2 separate regions of the Homo sapiens genome follow, and region 1 is linked to region 2. The links are chromatin loops, found by intact Hi-C in ENCODE. Cell type or tissue: K562. All regions are shown on one strand.

Region 1 (4,000 bases), 50 kb after region 2:
CTTATATCACCCCTATCGTTTGAAAAGAATTCTGCCATTTCTCTTCTCTTGAGCATTACCCTATCACGAAACTTATGAAGAACAAACAGGTCCAACAAATGTTGGGATTCTGACAACAAATGCTCATCACTCATCATTATTTCTCGTCTGTTTTCTCATGTGTCTATTCTTGCATTACACATTTCCAGCACATGTTGTGGGCATGGCCTGTGAGGTGACTACACTGGGGTTGGGAAGGAAGGGGAGTGTGGAAGGGACGGCATTTATGAAGATATCAAGAAATCTAATAGTGGCTCTGACAGAGGAAGTCCTGCTGAAATTCACGTCAGCATCCCTAGAAATGACCAAAGACTTGTTACAGCTGTGAGAAAGGACAATAAAGCCAGTTTCCCTAGATCCAGCAAACGTGTGATTATCCACTAGTATATCGGCGTGCAGACAGTTCGTGGAATACAGGCCTTCTAGATGTGAATCTGAACCACTGTTTGCCCTGTCTCCTTTCTTGTAGGCATACGATGGCTTAAGCTCCACAATGTCCCGCCTTGCCAGGACGTGTGGAAGGGAGCAGCTGGCTAACCCCATCGTCTCCTCAGGAAACAGCCTCTTCTTGAGATTTCAGTCTGGCCCTTCCAGACAGAACAGAGGCTTCCGAGCTCAATTCAGGCAAGGCAAGTACCCTGTGGATCTTCCCAGGCACAAGAGAAATCTTCAGTGCTCTGTTTGGTGCAACAGTGAAATGAGACCTGTGCTCAGAAATTGATCACAGCCTTCTACTTAACATGTAAAAAATTAAATAGAACAAAAGAACTGTGACTTACAATTATCCCAACTCCTGATGCTTGTAACCTTCTCCTTCTCTGACTTCCTTTGGACCCGCATCTCTAACAAGTTTAAAAGTGCTTTTAAGACTAGAAACAGTATAAAAAAGTTTTATCCAAATTCACTGATCTAGCACTACCCAAGGCTTTACACTAGAATGGGATACACTGCTATCAATTACAAGACTTGCTTGTAATGTATTCAGATGCCAGCCCCTGGAAGCAGTGGTTTCCCTCATTTCTGAATCCTGCCATTGTCCAACTGAGGAGTCACTGTTGTTTTCCATTTATTTTTCTTTCTTTGTTCCCTCCCTTCCTCCCCTCTTCTTCCCCTTCCTCTCCTCCCCTTCCTTTTCCTCATCTCTCTTTCCCTCCCCTTCCCTTTCTTTCCACAGGGTCTCTCTCTGTCACCCAGGCTGGAGTGCAGTGGTGCAATCACGGCTCACTGAAGCCTCGACCTCCCAGGCTCAGGCAATCCTCCCACCTCAGCCTCCTGAGTAGCTGGGACTATAGGTGCACCCCCACGCCTGGCTATTTTTTTTCTTTTTTAGAGATGGGATCTGCTCTGTTGCCCGGGCTGGTCTCAAACTCCTGGCCTCAAGTGATTCTCCTGTCTTAGCCTCCCACCATACCTGGCCATTTTTGTTCTTAAATCACCACTTCTCCAAGACCTTTTTACCCATTGCCTTTCATCTGCTCGTTCTAAGAGATGAACCCCTTATCCCATAGTCAGAGATGACTTGTATTCAGATGACTCAGAACATTCACTACAAATACATTTAGTCTGTGTAGTCATTATGTCTATCTTAGTCAACTCGCTTATATTCTGTAGTAAAGAGCTCTGGATGGGGACAGTGCCTGGATCGAGGTCTCCCAAATACGCACCATAGACCTTTAGACTTTGGAGCAAGACAGACTATATTCTTGTTGATTTTAAAGAAAAACTAGTTTCCTAATAGTTCTTTTGCATGTTATTATTCACTTGTTTGTTGCTTCATAGTAAAAAGTCCCTGCTAGCTTTCATCCGGACTGTAACAACCTCCTGAAAGTCACCTACCCTTACCCCATCTCTCTCCAAAGTCGCCTGTAAAAGCCCTGCTCTGATCATGCCATTGGAATGCTCAATGTCTGTCCCGTCTCCACCTGGCCTGGAGAATAAAGCTCAAGCTCCTGCAGATGTTAACCAAGAGCCCCAGAACCCACCCTGACCTCTCTCCAGCGTCAGTCACCCACATCCCTGGGGCACCCCATGCTCCAGCTGAGCCTCTATAGATGCTCCTCTGTGTCTGCTCAGGCAGTCCCCTCCCTGGCCTCCCTTTTCTCACCCTCCAAGTCCTAGTTTAGCCTCGGCCTCCTCCTCAGCAAGACTCCTCTTACGCCCTCCAGCGGTGACCGCCTCTCCCTCTTCAAGACTCACATCGAATTTTGCTCTTCTCTAGTAATCTACAGTCATCCTTATGAAGCCTTATTCAATTGAGTATTTATTTTCCTGAAAAAAAGAGGTCATTTATAAGCAGATTATCCCTATGCCTATGATTTATGAGTGGGCAGTGTAAGTGAATCCATGCAAGAATTTTGTTTGAATGACTTAGGCAATTCATAGACATTTAATCTGTTGCTTTTTGCCACTTCCTACTTCCTGTAGTTGAAGAATAATTGTTAAAAATATAAACTGTGCTCCTGTTTTCTCATGGTTTATGTACAGCTCTCCTTATGGAGAACTTTCTTGGCGTGCATTTTAGAAATAAGAAGAAAAATCATTGATGGTTTTATTCATCAAATAATTGTTTTGTACGGTCAGTAGAAATGAAAAGCATATGACATGTATGTGTGTTTGTGTGTTCCCCAGCCTGCGGAGGCCACATCCTCACCAGCTCATTTGATACTGTTTCCTCTCCACGGTTCCCTGCCAATTATCCAAACAATCAGAACTGCAGCTGGATCATTCAAGCGCAACCTCCATGTAAGTAACAAAAATGAAAAAGAAAAGGCACACAGGAGAGAAGGTGTCTGTGGGAAGGTCAGTCTATGAGTAACCTTCTTATCTCAGTGCTAACAATCGATGGCCTTCCTCTTCATCTTTTGCAAGTCCCAATTCCTGATGTGCTTAAGAACAAGCATTTCCTAATCTGATAGGGAAGTCATTTCTACAGTTGCTTCTAAATTTAAAAACAATTTCTTTTTTTTCATGTCAAGGCCTAGCAAAGGTTAAAAAACACACACACGCACAACAACACAACACACCTACAACCTTGCTGTATTAACAGGCGTATGCAGGCGTATGAGATTGGGGGTAAACCAAAATAATCGATAAATAGTTTTTGACATGTGTGCCTTGAGTATAGCTGATGTTCAAGACAGTTGCTGAGTGAACAAATGAAGAAGAGTCACAGACTGGAGAATCAGTGACTCACGGGCCAGAATGCAATGCGCGCACCTATCCATCAAAGCAAACATTCATAAAACCTGGGCTCTCCTGCAAGGTACTATTCCAGCACAGGCCTAGAAGAAACATTGAATAAACGCTTACTTTCTTTTCTTTTTTGGAACCCTAGAATCTTATTTTCTGACCTGGTAACAGTCCGATGGTAAGGACTTCTGTCCTCATTTTACAGACAGAGAACATCAGGAAATGCCCCTCAAGGACATGACAGAATGGCTGCAAAGCGGGTGATGCTGGGGCCCTTCTGAATCCTGTTTCAGAGGAGCCCTGCCCTCCTTTGAGGTTTGCAGGAAAATACAGTTTCAGGCATAATGTAGGAAAGTCTTTAAGTTCTTCACTCTGCACAGTAATTAATCGCCTGTGTGAAAATAGGGAAGTCACTTAAGCTAATCAGGCCATGAAAAAGTAATCTGCAAAATGAAGAGTTTGGCTTAAATATTCTCTAGCACTTTCCCCTGGGATGTCAGGAGTTAACAAATTGCTAGTATCTTCATTGACATGCATAAGATGTGGCAGCCGATGATGTCATCCTTAGCCAATTCAAACGGGGAGGTGGAGCCCCAAAGAAAGTTGCCAGCCAGCCAGAAACTGAGCTGTAGATAAAGAAGCCCCCTCCCTTGAACTGAGAAGTTTGTGCCTGAGGATTATTTTCTAATGAGTTGTAAAGCATTTAGATGAAAGATCTCACTGGTTCAAGAACAGCAATAGGAAAAGATCCTATTCTGAAGATTAGGGAGCT
Region 2 (4,000 bases):
AGAATTTGGAAAAAAATGTCCGAACAATCTCCTTAGGGGGCTGATAATGAACAAAAGGTGAGAAACACTAGGGAAAGGGAGTGATAGAAGTTGACGCAGGACACGTTATCAGAAACCAACTGATAGGAAACATCACAAGAATTTGGATTTTATCCTGCCATCAGGGAAAGACCACCAATGGATTTTTAAGTGGGAAATTTAGTGATGCAAACAGAAGTACACTTTAGAATAAGAGTTCTGGCAAGTAGAGGGATGCCCAAGAAGAGGAAGAGACTGAGAGTTTGGTGACTAGTCAGAGCAGGGAGAAAGGAAATGAGTAGTGGGTGAGGCAGCGTATTAAAGAGCTGTTTAGGGCTGGGTGCAGTGGCTCACACCTATAATCCCAGCACTTCGGGAGGCCAAGGCAGGTGGACCATGAGGTCAGGAGTTTGAGACTGGCCTGGCCCACCCCATCTCTACTAAAAATTCAAAAATTAGCCAGCTGTGGTGGTGCGTGCCTGTAATCCTAGCTACTCAGGAGGCTGAGGCAGGAGAATAGCTTGAAACTGGGAGGCAGAGGTTGCAGTGAGCCAAGATGGCACCACTGCGCTCCAGCCTGGGCAATAGAGTGAGATTCTGCTAAAAAAAAAAAAAAAGAGCTATTTAGAAGGTAGGATGGGCAGATCTGATGGTGGAGTAGATGTGTGTCAATCTGGGAGACAGAAGAAGGAATCATGGATAGCTCCCGTTTTCCTGCGGTGTATGATTTGGTGCATGGTGGTGCCATTATTCATAGATAGGAAATCCCAGATAAAGACCATGTTTGGGGGAAAATTGTGAGCTTCTATTTGAACATGCTGAATTTGAGATGTTCAGGGGATGTATCCTTTCAGCAATTGCTGGTGTCAGTATAAAAATTAGGTGAGGTTTTGGGCCAGAGAAAGAGACTTTGGAATAAACTACATGTTGGTGAATTTGGAGTTGTGAGCATGATGAAATATATATCCAAAACTGTGCAAGGTATTTTTAGGCATATGAAAGAAATACCACGTTAGTCTTTGTCTTCAAGCTGAGCATGATCAGTTAGGAAGCAGGTGTAGAAAACTAACAGAAGTGCTGAACTGTGAGGTGCCTATTGCAAGGCTAGTAAGGAGGCTGGAAGTCATTGGGGAAAATCTTCACGGACTCTGTGAGATTTTAGAGCCCTTGAAGAATGATCAGGACAAGAAATGACAGATGGTGCCTGGATAAGCATGAGCCAAGAAAGAGAGAGAAACAAGCCTGATGTAATGAAGACAGTGGGATATGAGGCTTCGTAGACCTCCTGGGCTAGATTCTTTAGAATTCTCAAAGCCAGCTAGACTAGTGTGAACTTAACGTAGTAAGGAAAAGGGAACCACTGTTGTTTTAGACAATGGAGTGGGAAATGTCAAGGGAGGAGATTACAACTGGAGACATCATAGATCACAGTGACAGAGGCAACCCCAGGGGACCATTCTGGGTCCTGGTTACTAAGAGCGAGGAATAGCGGTCTGCAGAGACAAGACAACTGATGATCCAAGGTGAGTAACATTCTGATGAATCCTCAGCAAAGACACTCAAGGGCTATGTGGCCAGTGCTGTGATAAATCCTGGCACAGAAAATATTAGATCAATTGCCGCATTCTCTCTTCCTAATAATTTCTTCAAAGTTATAACTTTGAAATACAGACTCATGATTACCTAAGTTTTCCAGTTTGAAAATGATTTTAGGGCTCTTTTTTGTTATTGAACAAAAAACTTTTGTTGAACGAAAAAATTTTATTGAACAAAAAATGTTCAATTTAAAATTTTTATTATTGTGTGTCCTTGCTGCCACGTGGTGAAAAAATTCACAACAATCTGGAAGTATGATGTTGGCAATGAAAGTGATTTATGAATTGTGGTCAGCAAAGATTCTAGCGCAGGTTCACAGGGCTGGGCTGTGAATCACACTGTCTGGTTCTAATCTCAGGCGCAGACCTTCTCTCCGTTGGTAATGGAATTGCTTTCACAGTGTCGCTTCCTGCTAGGCTGTGATAGACATAATGTCACACAGAGAGAAATGGTAAAGCACCCATCCATCCGCCTCCAAAGTAACCTCAAGAATTTGATGTCAGATAAGGAAATCCTGCTTGGTTTTGGTAGAAATTTAAGTAAAAGAGAAGCTTTTAAAAACAACTAGCTCTGTTTAAGTTAAGAGATATTTCCCTAAATGCTGACTATTCTTTCTCTCACATTTATACATGCTATATCCCATCCTGTTTATGATGGCTTTTTCAGCCTATTTGATATTTTGGGCTTTTGTCTTTGTGATACTCTTAAAATATTTTTAAGCATGGAGACTGGAAATGAGTTCCTTCTTAGTGTGGAACCAAAGCACAGGTTTCTGCATCGTGATACTGAGTCTGATTTGTATTTATGACAAATTTTCACTTATATCTTTTCTGCAAAGAAATTCTTAATGGACGATGCTCATTTCTAAGAAATCTGTTTCTAAATAACTCCTTGTTGTAAAGTTGGGATAGTGACTAAGAAAATCCCACAGCTCTTTTGGCCTTGACTTCAGAGTTTCTCCAGCAAGGTCCCAATGATCAGAGGCAGCATTAAAGCTGTGCATATGCAGACCTTTCAGAATGAGTGGAAAAGCTCACTCCTGACATTTCTGCCTCCTTGACGACAGCAGTAAATACACATCCACACAGTTGACCTTCATCTCATGTTGGCTCTGAGTCTCTTCACCAGCAAGGGCCTCTCAGGAGTCTCGCCTCCCCATTCCCATGTCGCCACTGTTTGAAAAAGTTGGAGTTCTATTTCTATTGCCACTCTTTGAAACAGTTATAAAAAGAAAAAAAAATAACCCTCAAACCACCATGACCTTCCCAAATCACAGATTGCACAATTTGTAATAACAGTCCTTGAGATCTGGGCCAAAGAAAGGGCTTTCTCGAAACTTCTGTTTGTGTTCTGGTTCCCTGGCAACAATATCCCCAATAGAGGAATGCATGTACTTTGCAGGGGATTCCACACTTTTTCGTATGACACAAAAACCAAAACCACACTTTTTTTTTTCAGTTTCAAATATCATAGCAGCCAAAAATGAAGTGTAGAAACTTGAGTTCTAAGCCAACTCAGAACAAATGTGACGTTCAGCGTAGAACCTGAATTTTTGTCCCCAGAGGTTTCTCTTTTCGACCATTGACTTAAATGTTGCCATATTTGTTTCAAACATTACATATCCAAGGACTTGTTTTGTGTGAATGCACTGTGTACTCAGAGGAACAGAGGAAGCAGTGCCAGGTGGCAGCAGCATTGTCTCACAAACAGAACAAATCTGGTGGAGGACAGTAACTACCACTTATAAGAGTTAGTAGAATTTGATAATCTGTAGATCAGTAATGACAATAATATACTCTGTCCCTGATTTTTTTCTCCTCCTAGTTCCACAGGCTACTCAAATATAGACTATTTTGACCCTGTGTACCAAAATAATGAAATTGAAGGAATGCAGGATAAATAATATAGATTTTACCACCTAAATGTAATCTTAAATTTGTCTGAAGATATTATGATAAAAATAAACTATCTTGCCATGTAAAGAGTGAATGAAAATATGATTAAACGCTTAGTGCATTGGTTTAATTGACATCTCATTCACTATTACTGTTGTTGATGTTATCATTTTAAAACATGACTCAACATGTGTAATTTAAAAATATGATCTTGAGAAGTGAAGCCAGCTGGACTTCCTGGGTCCAGTGGGGACTCGGAGAACTTTTCTGTCTAGCTTGAAGCATTGTAAATGCGCCAGTCGGCGCTCTGTGGCTAGCTAAAAGTTTGTAAATGCACCAATCAGCACTCTGTAAAAACAGACCAATCAGCACCCTGTAAAACGGACCAATCAGCACTCTGTAAAGTGGACCAACCAGCGCTCTGTAAAATGGACCAATCAGCAGGATGTGGGCGGGGCCAAATAAGGGAATAAAAGCTGGCCTCCTGCGCA

The links. A loop is a pair of places that touch in the nucleus more often than their neighbours do. Peaks named below come from ENCODE experiments on the same cell type or tissue, not always from the same donor. Only the 100,000 strongest peaks of a DNase experiment are listed, where the experiment ranks them.
Region 1: a loop joins it to region 2, with 2.5 times the contacts of the local background. A loop is called at or near these places in 10 of 110 quality-filtered maps.

The regions. Positions count from the first base shown.
Region 1 is chr10:16,951,057-16,955,056 of GRCh38, reverse strand. CUBN (cubilin) reads left to right here. Exons shown (of 67, transcript NM_001081.4): 32 at 509-668; 33 at 2,668-2,781. Among named protein-coding and RNA genes, the nearest start is that of RSU1, 140 kb to the right of the region's middle. In K562, a CTCF peak has its summit at 2,212; DNase peaks (open chromatin) are centred at 2,176 and 3,806.
Region 2 is chr10:17,001,310-17,005,309 of GRCh38, reverse strand. All of the region lies in intron 28 of CUBN (cubilin), which reads left to right. Among named protein-coding and RNA genes, the nearest start is that of CUBN, 130 kb to the left of the region's middle. In K562, no CTCF peak of the experiment used is centred here; a DNase peak (open chromatin) is centred at 1,989.